2 separate regions of the Mus musculus genome follow, and region 2 is linked to region 1. A link is a loop called in an ENCODE intact Hi-C map of the cell type or tissue named here. Cell type or tissue: gastrocnemius. All regions are shown on one strand.

Region 1 (8,000 bases):
CAAAATGGACAGAAAAAGATTGGTAGAGGCTGTAATTTAGGAAGGTGAATTAAGAATCAAGGACAAGATGCTTAAAGAATTCCGCCATTCGGGCTAACTTCTTTCCAATCTCATACACAGAATTGTCCACACCAGACTCCTGAGGATTCCCTAGAGAGCCATGCAGTTCCCTCCACTCTGCACTCCAGCCTCTATGCCTTGATCTCTGTCTTGAAGAATAAACTCAAGATCAGAGGTGGTTCAGTTCTGTTTTCTCAGTGGTATGTTTGACAGCCAATGCTCACTTAAAAGACGTTGACTAAGTTGAAGAAGGAAGAACCGAAAGAGAATTCAGTGTGAAGTCTGAGGACACCACATGACAGTTAGAAGCTCCACAGTTGACTAAGTTCTCGGGATCTCAGTTTCTTGTTCTCTAAGGTTGTCATTTCAATGAAGGGAGAACTTAATAGCATGTCAGGAGAATTAAGGGCACCAGAGGGGAAGGCGATCCAAACATCATCATTTAGAGTGGTTGGTGAATGACTAGCCAGACTGGAAAGCACCAAAGTCAGGGGAAGGCATTCCGTTATTTGGTAACACCTCCGGAGACTCATATTGTATCTAGAAAATCTGCGTTTCAAGTGCCCAGTCTTGACTTTGCAACCATCCTCAAATATGATGATTTCACTTCCTCAAATGATTTAAGCCTTTAAGTACTGGAAGATATACATTTCAGCTAAAGATAAACACTGATCCAAAGAAAAAATCTGAAAAGATCATCAGAAAGTCTTTTTGTTCTTGAAATGCAGAATTGGAAATGAACCATTTTCCTGTAGTGGGAACTGAAATCCAGTGTTAGATCCTTGTTTCTGGTACATTCTTCCCCTTTCTTCCTCTCTCTTTTACTTTAGCTCCTCCCTACACCTTTCCTACACCCAAACAGGAAAAAAAGCAATTATTCTGAGCTAACTTTACTCTTAGAAAAATGTACAGTAAAATTCCAATTGATTGGGCCTGTGTTCTAAGATCGGCAAGGCAGCTGCTTACAGCATTTTAAAGCAATTGAAGTGATGAGTGAGTTATCAAAATAATGAGGCAGGATAATTATCTACCAGAAAACCCTAAATGACAGGAAAAAAAAATCCTGGTCTAACTCCATCTCATGGTGGAGTTTTAATCTATCCTTTTTCTTTCTACAGCAAATACAGAGCCACCCCCAGGACATTACAGTAAATAAAAGAGGCACTCCATAAGAATCAAAGCATAGGTGTTGAGGGGAGAGAGGCAACAGCACATTTTGTGAGGTTACCGAGATGGCTAAAGATGAAGTGCCCGATGCTTGAGTGTGAAGACCTGAGTTGGGATAGCCAACAGCCATGTGAAAACCATGGCAAGGGTGGTGTGACTCAATAACCTAGTGTGCATGTGGGGACAGAGAAGGAAGGCAGGAGGAGTCAGGTCCATCCTCAGCCTGGCCAATTGGTGAGCACTGGGTTCAGTGAGAGATCCTGTCTTCAAACACAAGGTGAAGAGCATTCAAAGAGGACACCTGACTGTCGGCTTCTGGTTTCCATGTGCATGCAACGCACACTCCCACGTAGATGCACATGTACCTCCCCCAATAAACACTCATACAATGTTTAAAAGCCCATCTTGGTGGCCAGAGAGATGGCTCTGTTAGAGACACAAACATCAAGACCCAAATCAGAGACTCAGTACCCATATAAAAGCCGGGCCCTGTGGAATACTGGATGCATGGGTGAAGACAGGTCCTGAGCTCAATGGCCATCAAGCCTAGATGAATTGATGTACTCTGGGTTCAGTGAAAGATGCTGCCCCAAAAGACATGGAAGAGAACAGTTAAGGAAGATCAAGGACGATACTCAATGATCAATCTCTAGCTTTCCCCTGCATGTATATACGAATGCACACACAGCCAAATGCACATGTGCATATACAGCACAAAACTAAATAAATAAAATATAAATTTTAAAGCCTTCCCTCTGGATCTAGGGAACTTGGCAGTTCTTTTTTTAACATTTCCTGCAACAGGCTGTCTCCTCCTTCCTCTAGTCCTCTCTCTCAAAGGTTGACTCTAAACTCATCATATAGCCTAGATTGGCCTCGAAGATCTGACCTTCCTTCCTCTACATCTCAAGTTCTGAGATTAAAGTTCTGTGCTACTAGGTCAGGCCCACCCCATGCTTTGTATAGTCTCCAGTAAGTACAAACTGGAACAGAAGAATCAGGGTATTCCACAGGAATGAATGGGCCACACACCTGCAAAGGGATAAAGGTGGCAGGCATGAGGATATCATTTGAAGCCTGCCTGCCTGCCCCTGCCACTTTGGTCATCACCAAGCCCAGGATCAATAGACTATTTATTTTTAGATTCCTAGAAATAAAGAGGGAAGAATATTGTTGTATGTGGTCTAAAAACTGAAAATGGGTGAACCACCACAAAAATTAGGATCCTAGACAATCTCCACATTGTGCAAGGACAGTCATCTCCCACAATGGTTCACTATTTCCCCATCCTATCATCCCATTCCTGAAACCTTTCACCCAACCATAGTTGTAGGTGCCTGATTCCTGCCCCAGATGAATCCATATCTAAGTAGATCAAAGCAAAGGAACTCCTGTACAAGGTATGCCCTTATCAGCACTGTAACTGGGAGACTGGGACTGTCCAAGTTGTAAGATATGAGGAGGTCAGAACACAAAGAGTTTGGTCACCCACTTGGAAGTACTTTCTCAACAATGGTCAACAGGGATATCTGTTAAGTACACTTTTATATGAAATTATAAAGAGAAGGCTCCCTTGGGCCAGGCCAAAAGTGGGAGGGAACATGTTCAGGCCAAGAAAACAAGAGTGAAACGTTACAGAGTAAGTTCATGGTTGGTTCCAACGGTTGGAAGGGGCTGGCATGGCAGAGGAGAGCTAGGCAGAGGATCAGGAGGGAGATTATTCATATATAGCTCTTCATAGGTCACAGTTAGGACTTTATAGGTTATTCCAAATGCCCAAGATTTCGTGAAAGGTTGTTAGCAAGATGGTAGACAGATCTGACTTTTATCTTAAGACAAACTTTGCATACTGTTTCTGTGATAAAGCCTCAAGACCAAAGGCAACCTGGGAGGGAAAGGTTTGATTTGACTTGAGGCTTACACTATCAGAGGAAGTCAAGGCAGGAACCTGGAGGCAGGGACTGAAGCAGAGGGCTGCTTACTGGCTTGCTCCTCATGCCTTTCTCAGCCTAGTTTCTTATACAACACAGGACAACCCACTCAAAAGTGGCACCACCCACAGTAGGCTGAGCCCTCACACACCAATCATTAATCAAGAAAATCGCCTACATTCTTGCCTATGGGCCCATCTTGTGGTGTTCCCCCTTCCCTCGGTTGACATTTCATTTTCCTAAATGACCTCAGCTTGTGACAAGTAGACAAGCAAATCAAACTAGTCAGCGTGTAATTCTACCTGTTCAGTGGAAGAAAGATTCCAGAAGGGAACTTTTTAAAAGGCCATTGTAAGATCCCTGGTATGAGAGGCACTAACATAGACTAAGGAGTTAGCCTTGTAGATGGTGAGGCATAGGAGCAAGGCATGAGGAGCAAGCCAGTAAGCAGTAAGTGTGTATCAAAGACTTGATACACACTGCCAAGTAAGAATAGACAGGATTTAGCAACAGATCACACTGATCTGTGGCGAGTGCAAAGGCAGTAGAGCTAACAATAAAAATCTCAATTTTTATTTGATTAGGCAGTTCAAGGATTAACAGGGTAAAGAAATATTTTGGGGTGGGTGAGAATTGTTCAAAACTCAGTTTTGAACATGATATGTTTACAATGTCTCTGTGGTAGATATTTTAAGGGATGCAATTGAATATTCAAGACTTGAGTATAAAAAAAAATACCAGTTTGGAGATACAAATTTGGGATCCATCAATTTTTGATAGTAGGGGAAACAGTTGAGTTTTGTACTAGACAGTTTAAAACCATAACAACAAAAAAGAACCAAGCCAAAAGTTGTGGCTCACTCCTGTTATAACAGCCCCCAGAAGTCTGGGAAAAGATGTGGTGAGGTTAATGGTACCCTAGATTATAGTGAGTTCTCAGGCAATATGAACTATAGTGTGAGTCCCACTTTTACCGGAACAATTTCTCCAAAACAGTAAGGGTGAAGTGGTCCTTAGAAATACAAACTTCTCAATTATAGAGAAATTGGGTCAAACAAATGAACTCCCTGGCAAAAATGGGTTGGTGAGAATAGCCAACTCCATTGGCTTGAGAACTTTCTTCATCTCATAATGTAGTCTCAAGGATTGACATTAAAATGATTGAGGCCGACAAATCCTCTGTCTGGATCCAGCTCTGTAGATGTGGGTTACAGCCACCACCTTTTCTTCGTTTTATAATCACAGCCACTGTGTGTGAATCACCACACACTCTCAGAACTGACTTCTCCACTTCATTTAAGTCAAGAAGGCGTCATCTTCTTGATTCCTTACTTATCAGAACATTCGGTGTGGTCATTTGTGATGGAAATAACTGGACAATTTGCTAGGTCTACTTCAGTGGTTCTCAACTTGTGGGTTGAGACCCTTTTGGAGGTCAAATGGACCTTTTACAGGGGTCACCTATCAGATATCTTGCATAGCAGATATTTACATTAAAATTCATAACAGTGGCTAATAATGAAGTAGCAGCAAAAATAATTTTATGTTGGGGTCACCACAACATGAAGAACTGTATTAAAGGACTGCAGCATTAGGAAAGTTGGGAACCACTGTATTAAACTTCAGCATAATGACTGAGCCTAGCACACATTTATTTTTATTTTTTATTTTTAGATATTTTCTTTATTTACATTTCAAATGTTATCCTCTTTCCTAATTTCCCCTCCGAAAATCCCCTGTCTCCTCCCCACTCCTCCTGCTCCCCAACTGACCCACTCCCATTCCTGGTCCTGGCATTCCCCTATACTGGGGCATAGAACCTTCATAGGACCAAGGGCCTCTCCTCCCCTTGATGACAGACTAGGCTATCCTCTGCTACATATAGAGCTAGAGCCACAAGTTCCACCATGTGTTTTCTTTGATTGGTGGTTTAGTTCCAAGGAGCTCTGAATGTACTGGTTATTTCATATTGATGTTCCTCCTGTGGAGCTTCAGACCCCTTCAGGTCCCTGGGTACTCTCTCCTGATCCTTCATCGGGGACCTTGTGCTGCATCCAATGGATAGCTGTGAGCATCTACTTCTGTATTTTCCAGGCACTGGCAGAGCATTACAGGAGACGCACATTTTTTTATAAGTCCCTGTTGAGTCCCTATTACTTAGCACTCAAGTCCAATTAGCAATTAGCTTGTAATTGAATGCTTTCCTTTTGAATTCCAATATGTAAAGATTAAGATCATTCTTTTCTTCTCTTTCCCTTTTCTTAATCTCGACCTGACATGTAGGTTAAGCAGTTTATCTATCTAATGCATGTTTTGAATAAAAGGCTACCAGTGAATAGGAACTTCTATTCAACTTTTTTGTAATATCTTGGTTTATCTTTCTGGTTTTTGTACAAATACATTTGCTGTGAGTATTTTATGTGTTAGAGTATAACTGATTGTAATGTTTTTTAGTCTTTAAAAAATAATTGTGTTATGGTAATATAACCATTAGTATGACCCAGGAACCCTAAAGGTACAGTATTGGCACACATACCTTGGCAGTCAGTACCCAATAGCTATCTAATTGGACTAAGACCTGATCAACGAGAGGGAGATCACACTGGGTACTAGAAAGCTACTCGGGGCTGGCAAAGTTATGACGATTGGAAGAGAAACCTATAATCACCACTTTATTAAAACAGTAAAGTCCCTAACTACATTCTAAGTATTGGTCCCTCTACCTGCAGATAAGAGTAGTCTTTACCTCTTGTGAAGAAACCGCCTTTGTGCAACAAATGGAGAATGTTACAGAAACCCACAACTGACCATATATACAGAGGTTAAAGAGTTAGTTAGCCTCTGTCTCTTGTGCTCCCAGATTGGTTCAGGAGGGGGTTATCAAAAACAAAAACAGTCACCACAGCTGTCACAGACCAGCAATATCCTCTGGTTGAATACAAGTACATGACTGCTTTAGACAGAAAGATCTGAGGTATGAGAGTTGAGCATAACATTGAAATAAAGTAAAATAATGAACATATCCTTGAAATAACAGACACGAAACCAGTAAGCTTTGAAATAATTAGCCCATTTTTTTTTATCACAGCACATAATTTGGACTGTTATAAAAATAGTTTGTATTTATGATTTATTCAGTCATCATAATGCAATGGGTGGTGGTATTGGTGGTGTCACCCCTATCTGATAGACTGGAAACAGATGGATAGAAATGTGAAGGTCCAGATAGCACAGCTGGGGTCTGAACCCCCAAAATCTGCAGCCTACACTTAGATGTTATTCTAGACCCCTTTTGAATGAAGTGCAGAGTTTCAAAGTGTGGGTCAAGGGGAGGGAGCATGGACAGACAGTGTTCTAATATCACCTCCACAGTAGTCTTGTGTACTGGATCTTCTTGCCTCTCAAAGGAGACAGAGTTCAAGCCTGGATCCTTTCTGGGAAGCTGGGGGCTCCTATGGGGCATGCTAGGCTTCACATACAGCATCTGCTCTGATTTCTGACTCTCAGAACCCTGGAACCCTAATAATCCACAGCTTTACCTGTGAGTTCTCTCTTAGATAGCCTCTTTGACAATGGAAAAATCCCAATTAATATCTTTGCCAAAAATCTTCCAGTCACTCGTATATTTAGCCACCCTTTCCCGTGTGGTGAAAGTCAATATTTAAATATGAAAACTGGCTTTGGCGCTTTCAAAAATGTAATTCCATTATTAGAATGAGTTGAAGCTGGGCTTTGTGTCTGTTTGGAAATGGCTAGGAACAAGGCTGCCAATAATACCCCGGGCTCGGTCTATTGCTGCAATAAGAACAACACCTTGTACTGTACTGACGGTCACACCGGGTACAGCTTAGTAAGGACCATTTCATAGGGGACAGTTTGAGAGCCTCCAGGGAGACTATAAAATCAGTGTCCAGAGAACAGAGCTGGCTCTATCGTGGATTCAGCAGCAAGTACATCAAATGCTGAAAGAAATGCAATCAAGAGATGAGTGAAAATTCCCGCAGCAAGGGCTGGGTTCCCAAGCATCGTCAGATTTGTTTGTGCATGTTTGGTCAGGGAGCTAGTTCAGAGGACTCTGTGTTTTGTTTTGTTTTGTTTTGTCTTCCAGATTCTATCCTAGCTCTTAGCAGAGTTGTGATCTCAGCCCACAAAGGCAACATTATTCAAAGGATAATAAGAAAGAAAGACAACTAAAGTTTTCGGTGCTAGAAGAAAATACGCACAGGAAGAAAACATTGAAAAAATTGCATGTGATATATCAAGGCTATAGTTAGTTCCAGTGAAAGAGCTCATTCCTACATGCTGTCAAGTCTTCCTAAAGAGTCTCCACTACATGTTAGACATCATTATCTCTTTCTAGGGTGCAGGCTTTGGCTTACTCCTTTGGAAAGGGAAAAGGAACTGCTACCATGTAAGTTATATATTGAGGATTTAATGTAGCAAGGTATATCGATGCACATATACATTAAGGCTGGACTTTTATATGCTAGCATGATCTCAGCCATCTGTCTAAAGTAGAGAGGAGGACTAGAAAGATGTGTTTAATGCAATGGTTTTCAAACCTTCTTAATGCTATGGGCCTCTTGTTGTGGTGGCCCCCCAGTCATAAAATTATTTCCATTGCTACTTCATAATCGAGACTTTGCTATTGTTAGGAAGGATACTGTAGATATCTCATATGCAAGATATCTGATATGTGCCCCCTGTGAAAGGGTCATTTAATTCCAAAAGGGGTCATGACCCACAGGTTGAGAAACGCTGACTTAATGGACTTCTTAGATCATTTGAGAATAGTAGATGAGCAGAGAGAACATGCCTTGCCCGGTGTGAGGGTGCAATCGG
Region 2 (8,000 bases), 54 kb after region 1:
AGCGGACAGACCTGAGGTCTCTTGGCTGTAGCTACTAAAACAACCACCCCGGCTCGGGATCCTAACGAGAGATGTTCCCTTCTGCACAGCTCAGTCGACAAAGATTTCCTCATCTTATTCTGCTAGGTAACAGTGTATGTGTATTTGAGTCAGTGTGTGTATGTGTGTGTGTGTGTGTGTGTGTGTGTGTGTGTGTGTGAATTCCAGTTCAAATGAGGCAGATTAAGAAATTCATTTCCATAGAGGTTGCTCAAAATAGAAAAAGCCAGCCTATCTATTCTTACCCAAACTCTGTCCTCTTTGAACTTATCCTCGACATGCAGAAATGGGGAGCAGAGCACAGGGTGTTCCTTGAGTGTCTGTGCTGTGGGTCCTGCCCATCCATGGCTTACTCTCTCACCAGAATGGAATCACTCCCCACCTCTCTATCGATGTCTTCCTCAGCTGTCAGTGACAAGGGCCTCTTGGAGATCACAACAGTTAGGAAGTTAACTTGCCAGTGCAGTAAGTCCCCCCTCTGTTATCCGTCTCCTCCCAGTACCCATCTGATGAAGTTACAGAAGGCATCTCAGATTCTCACCAACCCTCACCAGATCCCCACTGAATAACACATCGTCTGGCAACAGGAGGCGTTTGATTACATTTGGAAGGAATGCCTGCGTCAACTCCAGTTGTCTCTGAATTGCAACTGATGGGCCTCACGTGTGGCAGCCGACAGTTTGCCTTCACCCACTCCCCTTTCCACAATGAACCCTTTTTTTCTGGGAAAATAAGAAACCTACGTGCCATCCTGAGTGAGAGACAAACGGGAGCCGTGTCGCTCTATCACATCCCAGGCATGGCAAGCAAGAACACGCACTGAGGACTTAGTCACAGCAAGTCATGCTTCAGCCATCTCGAGAAAAAAAAAAATCCCTGACCCAAGGCACCAAAGTGTTCTTGTCCCTACTTTCATTTCAGCTCATAGGTGTAGGTTCTCATATGTTCCTCATAGGAAGCCATGCTGCTGTCTCCTCTAGCAAACCCTCTGACCCCTCCCCCGTTCTAGCTTAGTCGTGATCCTGCAGGCAGAATTATGCTCCGCACAGATGTCCTTGTCCTAACTTTGGGGACCTATGAAAGTGTTATTTCACATGGCAAGGGTCAAGTAAAGTTTCTGGTAGAACTAGGCCTGTGGCAACTGGTTTCCAATGGGAATATATGCGGGTTGTCTGTGGAACCCGAGTGTCATTACATTCATACACCCATGAACAGCAACCAGCAGGGTCAAAACAGAGAGGCGGCCTCTTAATCATGGTTCCACCTCCATTGCTTGCTTAAAGAGAGGCAAGAGGACTGTGAACCAAGGGCTGGGTCAGCCAACAGATTCTCCAGTACCACTTGGTGGAGTTTAGCTCTGTGGGACCCAGACTTCTGATGCCCGGAACTGCACAATAATAAATGTGTATGGTTGCAACAGCAGTAAGAAACCTATTCATTGAGTGTGGATCTGGCACCTGCTAGGCTGGCACCTCCATGAGGGGCTTTCCCAAGTCATGTGCTTTGCATCGGTCGCTAGAGTCTAAGGAACTGAAGCCATTTCATATGTCTGCTCAGAGGGAGCTGCAGGCAGCTCTTGGCTACACAGATGACTGAATGGCTAAGAAGTCAGTACAGGCATTAGCAAGAACAGTTGCTGTTCCATTGGCACTTGGTTAGGCCAGTGGGATAAAGAAAGGAGGTCACATTATTGGAGTCCAAAGGCCAGAATCTCCTCGAGGAAGCTGGACCACGGTGGGACTGTTCGGCAGGAGCAGGAGTCACAAGGGGAACAGACCCCAGCTGAAGAAGCCCTTCTGTTGAAGTAGAAAAGGCAAGGCTCCTCCTGGCTTCTCAAGCATCCTAAGGTTGCATCTCCATTAGAAGCCTACTGATGTGGAACTCTGTGGCAAAGCTGGAGACGGGAAATGAATGGGTTAATGGATATGTTGTGTAGGTGGAAGTGGGTATGCATACATCATTTGTGTTTGAAACTCACTTTTTTTTCTTAAAAGTCTGGCTTCTATAGCACTCTGCAGTATGATCCTTCCCTGTCTTCTTTGCCCTTCTTTGGTGGTACCTCTTCTTCCACAGCAGGGCAAGCTACCATTTGCTGAGTTCTCACCGTGAGGGTGGCTCCTCACACGGCATGCCCCTTGGTAGTCTCTCTTAATTTGTTCTCATGGGGGTTTTTAGTTGTCTGTCCTCAGGCAGGCACCCTGTCAGTCAGTCAAACATCTGAAACCTCTGTCAGTTGTCAGATTACCCTTTTCCCCATCTCAAGCAGGGACTTGACCCCACTCCGGGCACCCTAGCATCTCAGCGTTATTATCTCTACATTACAGGAGATGGTCTTGCTTGTTACGTGTGTCCTTGTTTAGCACGTTCCCTAGCCCCTACCCCAGAGCTAAGCCCTTTGAAGGCAGGGTACTGGCTGACCTGTCAGTCTTTGTAATCAGCATCATGGTGGCTGTTTCCCCACACCTGGGATTTCTTGGAAACCAGGAGGGATCATTTCAGATCCTTTGTAGTTAGATGGGCCTGAGCACTGCTTGATGGAACTCCAGTTGAAGTATATGATGTGGCCTCCAGCCTGACTCTGAAGACCTCCCATGCCCATTCCTACCCGTTTCACCTTCTGACAAGGCCCCGGGGAATGGCGGAGGCACAAGATGAAAGGACGTTGAGCACCTGGATGACTAAGTGCACTAGAGTTGCTGCAGCAACTGGCATGCCTAGCCAGGACTGTCACAGGAGTGAGGGGTAAGCTGTGTTGACTCATTAGTTTAGTCTCCCAAAGAACTGTCGGTGCTGAGAACGGTCACCTGTATAATGATTGGCCCTCAGTGAGTAGCATGTGCATGACTGAATATTAGACACCCAGGAATAGCACATTCCCCGTGGGATTTCTGTTTGCTGCTCTCCGTCCTCATCGACTAAGCAGCACAAAGACAGACATGTTTCATGCATTGCTTCGCCCTGGGTGCTTTGTTGGTGTTCAGTGAATGGGTGTGATACTAAGTTCCTAGGCTATATAAGGGGAGCACTAAGTGGAAAGCCCGGTGGGAAGGAACGAGACCACACATCCAGTCACGTGCTCTGCCTCCTAACTAGCAGAGTTCTTTTCAGTTTGGCCAGCGTTTGCAAAGTGCTCTCTTCACACTCTGATCCTGCTGTGGCTTTCATTTTATAGGTATCGAGTTTGAGCTCTCAGGGGTTAAGTACCTTGTGAGGGCATAATTTTTGAAGCAACAATACTGGAATTAGTTCATGGTTCAAAGATATTTATTGAGTGCTTACAATGGACTACACCCACCCCACACCCACCCTGGCTAAGCTCCTTCACCTAGTAAGGGCTCAGGAAATATGAGAACCCACGTTGTGAAGGAATTAGAATTACCTCCCAGAAGATCCATGCTGGGAGACGATGGCAGATTGTACTCAGGGCAGAGAACTGCCTGTGTCCGCAGCTAAGGTGTCCAGAGTCGTGCTAACGCTGGGTGCCTTCTGTGTTTCTGGGTGGTCTGCCAGAAGGGCCTGAAGCCAGCACCATCTCTCTGACCCCCCCTGAAGCTCTCCCACTTGCCTAGGCTAATGGCCCGGGCATTCCAGGCCTGCCCTTTTCCATACATTCTTTCTTGCTCGGGGTGCCAAGATTTTGGTCGACTGACGATTTTGAGTGGGTTCCAGGCCATTTAGCTCCGTCAGAGATTTGGGTGAAAGTTTCCTCCCACTCTGCCTGGGCCTCAGATAACCCAACTGGGTGTGATCAACCTCTGCAGGGGTGGTGGTGGTGGTGGTGGGGACGCTCCTGGACATTTCAGGCAGGGCCTTAAGGCTGAGAGGTGTCTGTAGTTAGTTCACTTACCTACCTGTACTGGTCAAACTAGAACATAGCATGCTGATGATGGGCTGTTTTGGAAAAGACCGTGTGGAGCACTCAGGACAATGTGACTTGTCTAAACAGAGGTGCCTGGGGAATGCCTGACAGGTTGGGTTATTTGTCAGGGCAAAGGGGACAAATGCGGGTGTCTGACAGAGGCCATCAATGGAAAGGGAGGAAGAGGGAGACTATTAGGCACTCAGGCCTCAACATTCCATTCCGAACCTGGAGCAGCCCCTGGCTGAGTCTGGGTGCCTCTCTCTGTAGATAAATTCTCACTGCTCTTCCAGAGCACAGTGTCCCAAGAACGGTGCATCTGAGGTGGGGTGAAAGACAAATATGCCTTTTCATAACAGCTTTACACCTGGAGCAGTGGAGGACCGGTTTATTACCTTGGTAAACACGAGGGAGAATTCAAGCAAAGTACAAACTTTGCCCAAGGCACTTCTGACAGCGCACCTTGTGTTTGTGAAGGGAGCAGATAGAGCCGGTGGGAGGCGGGGCCTGCTTTGTTTTCTATCTCCTCCCCCGATTTTCTTCTCTTGTCTGATTTCCAAGGTTTAAAAGTTCGTGCCTGTGTGTGTGTGTGTGTGTGTGTGTGTGTGTGTGTGTGTGTGTGTGCTGAAGAGGGATTTTGGGGTAATTTATTTTGGCTCTGACTTTTCCCAGCATGTTGAAATCCCTTTGCTTAGTGTGAAAAAAATACGGGAGCCAATTTATATTGTCTCCAGAGATAATGTGCTCCTTGCTGCTCTTGGTGACAAGTAGTGCTTATGAGTGGGTGACAGGGTAAGCCAGTTTGGGGAACACAGAGGAACAAAGGTTTCTATTAAATCTTACTTAAATTAAACATTTAAAATGCAGTAAATATTTATACAGTGTCTACTTTGTGCCGGGTACAGAACATGAACTTTCCATAAATATTATTTAATTTAGTCTTCACGACTATACGAAGCAGAGACTTTTGGACAAAATGTTCGTTTTATAGGTCTGGGAGATATGAGGGACTGGAATGTAAGTGCTTGACATGCAAATATGATGAACTGAGCTTGCTCCCTTTGTTAAAATAAAAACACGTTTTAAAATCAGGTGTAGTGGCATGAGCTTGTGTTCCCTCTGCTGAGGAAGTTGAGATGTGGCTCCTTGGAGCTTGCCAGCCAGCCAAGCTAACATAACTGGTGAGTCCTGGGTCCCAGTGAGAGATTCTGTCTCTAGAAACAAGATGGCTCCCAAGGAACAAAGCCTGAGGTTGACCTCTGACCTCCACATGCATCAGATATACACAGATACACCTACACCTGCCCATGTGCCTACATGCACACACACATGCACATGAAGGAATGCCTATGTTATATGTGAGGAAGAGCATGGTGTGATACTACAAGCCCACCATCCCAGTACTTGGGGGTAAGAGATAAGAAGGTGGGAAGTCCAAGATTATTGTTACCTACATAGTAAGTTGGTGGCCAGCCTGGAGGATAGACCAGGAAACAGAAGGCTATGGCTACTGAGGTAATTTGAGCCATAGGGGCCTACCTCCAAATGTAGGCCTTTCTAAACTGCCCTTGATTTAAGGTCACAGTTGATGTGATATGTGGGGTTCTATCTTTTTGATGCCCCAACCTGCCTTGCTCAGCCTGGCTTGGATTTTGGTCTTCATAGTTTGTTGATGCATTTCTATACAGAGGATTTGCCTGATTTTTCTTTCTGACTATTTTATCTTGTAAGTGTGTGTGTGTGTGTGTGTGTGTGTGTGTGTGTGTGTGTGTGTGAGAAAGAGAGAGAGAGGGAGAGAGAGAGAGAGTTGAGTGCTAGGAACCAACCTAATGTCCTCTGCAAGAGCTGTATGTACACCTAACCACTGAGCCACGTGTCCAGCTCCCTCCCTGCTCTTTCCAGGAGCACTCACTTGCCAGCCACTTACTTATAAACTGTGGACAAAGGATCTAAAGCTTATCTGGTGTGTTGTCGCTGGGGGTAGGAGGACCTGCTCAGGGGTGTGTGTAGAGCCAACTGAATATAAACCCTACTCTTACTTCCTTATCTCTGCCTCTGATTTCAGGCTGGCTGGGTGTCCTACAAACTTCATACCCATCGCCGGGATTTCTGCTCCATGCTCCTGTAGGTTTTCAGAGCAGAGTCTCCAAAGCAAGCACCCTTAACCAAGTTGGTCTCCCAGCTCAGGGATACCCAGTCCACATCACTCCAGGGCTCTGGCAAGCAGGCCACCTGTTTAATTCATTGCAACTGATGTCTTCTACTGTAATGTCTGTTTTGTGTTCCAGAGCCTTTTTCAAATCTAGCAATAAATAGACCCAGAGCTACTTCTCAAGGACTGCAATTAGCATTGCATTGATGGCGGCAGCTTGGGAGGGATAAGAGCTGGAGGAGGGACACCCGATTTTCTCTTGGAATGCTCTGGCCTGCTCAGACTGCTGAGTTGACATTCTTCAAATGCCCTGGCCTCTGCCTGGCTCAGTTTAGTATGTTCTCTCAAGGGACCGTTCATCTATGAAAACCAAGCACAAGCTGACACATTCACTCAGATTTCTTTTAAATATCAGCCTGATGAGTTCACCCTCATTTGAGAATTAAATGGGAATTAAAACTGTGAAGGAAACAGTTAAAATTTCACTCAGGTGAGGGGTACAATGGGCAAGCCCCGGCTAAACATTTGAGGAGCAAACACATAGAGGTGGGCAAAGGTCTTCAGGTTCAAAGGCTTGTTTGGAAAAAAAATTCTGAAAACGTCCCTGTTTTTGCTGAAGTTCATCTGTCCATCCCACTTGCTCTGAAGACTCTAAAAACCCAGAGGAGTCAGGGGTGGGATGATAGCTCTCAAATGAACTGTGAAGAGCACTTCCTAGATGTGTTGCATTCTCCTACATAGAAACAGAAGCTGGAAATGGAGCAAGAGAGCAGAGGCTCTCAAGTTCGGTCCCCATCACTCCGTAGCCTGGAACCAGCTCTCTTCATCATCTTCAGATCCAGAGGAGGTGGAGTGAGATAAAGACAAGCAATCAGCATTCTGTTTTGGCATGAATTTACTTCTCCTGGCTTTTCACTGCTGTTAGTCGATAAATACGTATAGATTGGGTCCCTGGGAAGATGTTTGCCCTGAGGAAAAAAATGAGAGACAAGAAACCTGGAGTCCTCTCAAAACACAAAGTGGAAAGCTCAAAGCAAAGCAATCCACTGTGTCTTTACTTGGTCCCAACTGCAGACCAGATGTGCCATGCTTAGAAAGAGCTATATCTCCCTGTCCTAGTTTCAGTTCCATTCTTACTAGGGTTTGAAATTTCCTTGCTAGTGACTGTACGATAATAAAGATTCTCGCCATTGGAAAATGTAGCTAGCCCTGGCTGAGCTCTAAACTGAAGGAAACCAGAGGGTGGGAGAATACTAGATGAGGAAGCACGACGACATGCATACCAGCCCTCATGCTGCTGCTCACTGTGAGGTAGGAGCTCTTGGGCAAGCCACTTGAGTGCCAACTTGAGTCTTGGGTTTCCCATCGGAGAAGAGTTTCACTTGATGGCTGAGAGCTCATTAGCTCTGATGGCTTTTATCTCTTTGGTCCATGGTTAAGGGCTATTTAGTATCTAAAACATGGCTATGTGGCGCTCACAACTGACTTCAGATTGATACCCCTGCAGGTATCAATCCTATGATAGAGGATAAACTAGTTCTGCCTTCAAACACCAGGGAGCAAAGTATTTTTAGTGATTTGTATGAATAATAATAATAATAGTAATAATAACAACAATAATAATTAAACAATGCCAATAAGTCTGTCTTTATTTTTTTTACATAATCCTTTTTATCAACTATTTTATGTTTACCTGTCACTCAACTACTTATAGGGCAGTAGACAGCAACCAGTAAACACAAAACTTACAAACAAGGTATTTATTATGTTCTACTTTTTGAGCTTCAAGAGGAATAAGAAATAATACATATTGAACACTTAAAACATACCACGTGGCTCACATATAGACTCACTGAAGAGCTGAAATCAAAAATAAGTAGACACTCTGCGAACAATCAATGTTATCATGTTCCTTTTAGAGAAGAAATAACTTACCAAGTTTATGGAAAA

What was found. Hi-C counts contacts between places; a loop is a spot of excess contacts. Peaks named below come from ENCODE experiments on the same cell type or tissue, not always from the same donor. Only the 100,000 strongest peaks of a DNase experiment are listed, where the experiment ranks them.
Region 2: a loop joins it to region 1, with 2.7 times the contacts of the local background. A loop is called at or near these places in 2 of 42 quality-filtered maps.

Annotation. Positions count from the first base shown.
Region 1 is chr16:23,999,194-24,007,193 of GRCm38, forward strand. It overlaps Gm31527 (a long non-coding RNA gene), which reads left to right. Exons shown (of 2, transcript XR_384770.3): 2 at 121-243. Among named protein-coding and RNA genes, the nearest start is that of Bcl6, 14 kb to the left of the region's middle. In gastrocnemius, no CTCF peak of the experiment used is centred here; no DNase peak of the experiment used is centred here.
Region 2 is chr16:24,052,953-24,060,952 of GRCm38, forward strand. No RefSeq gene overlaps it. Among named protein-coding and RNA genes, the nearest start is that of Gm46545, 26 kb to the right of the region's middle. In gastrocnemius, no CTCF peak of the experiment used is centred here; a DNase peak (open chromatin) is centred at 3,542.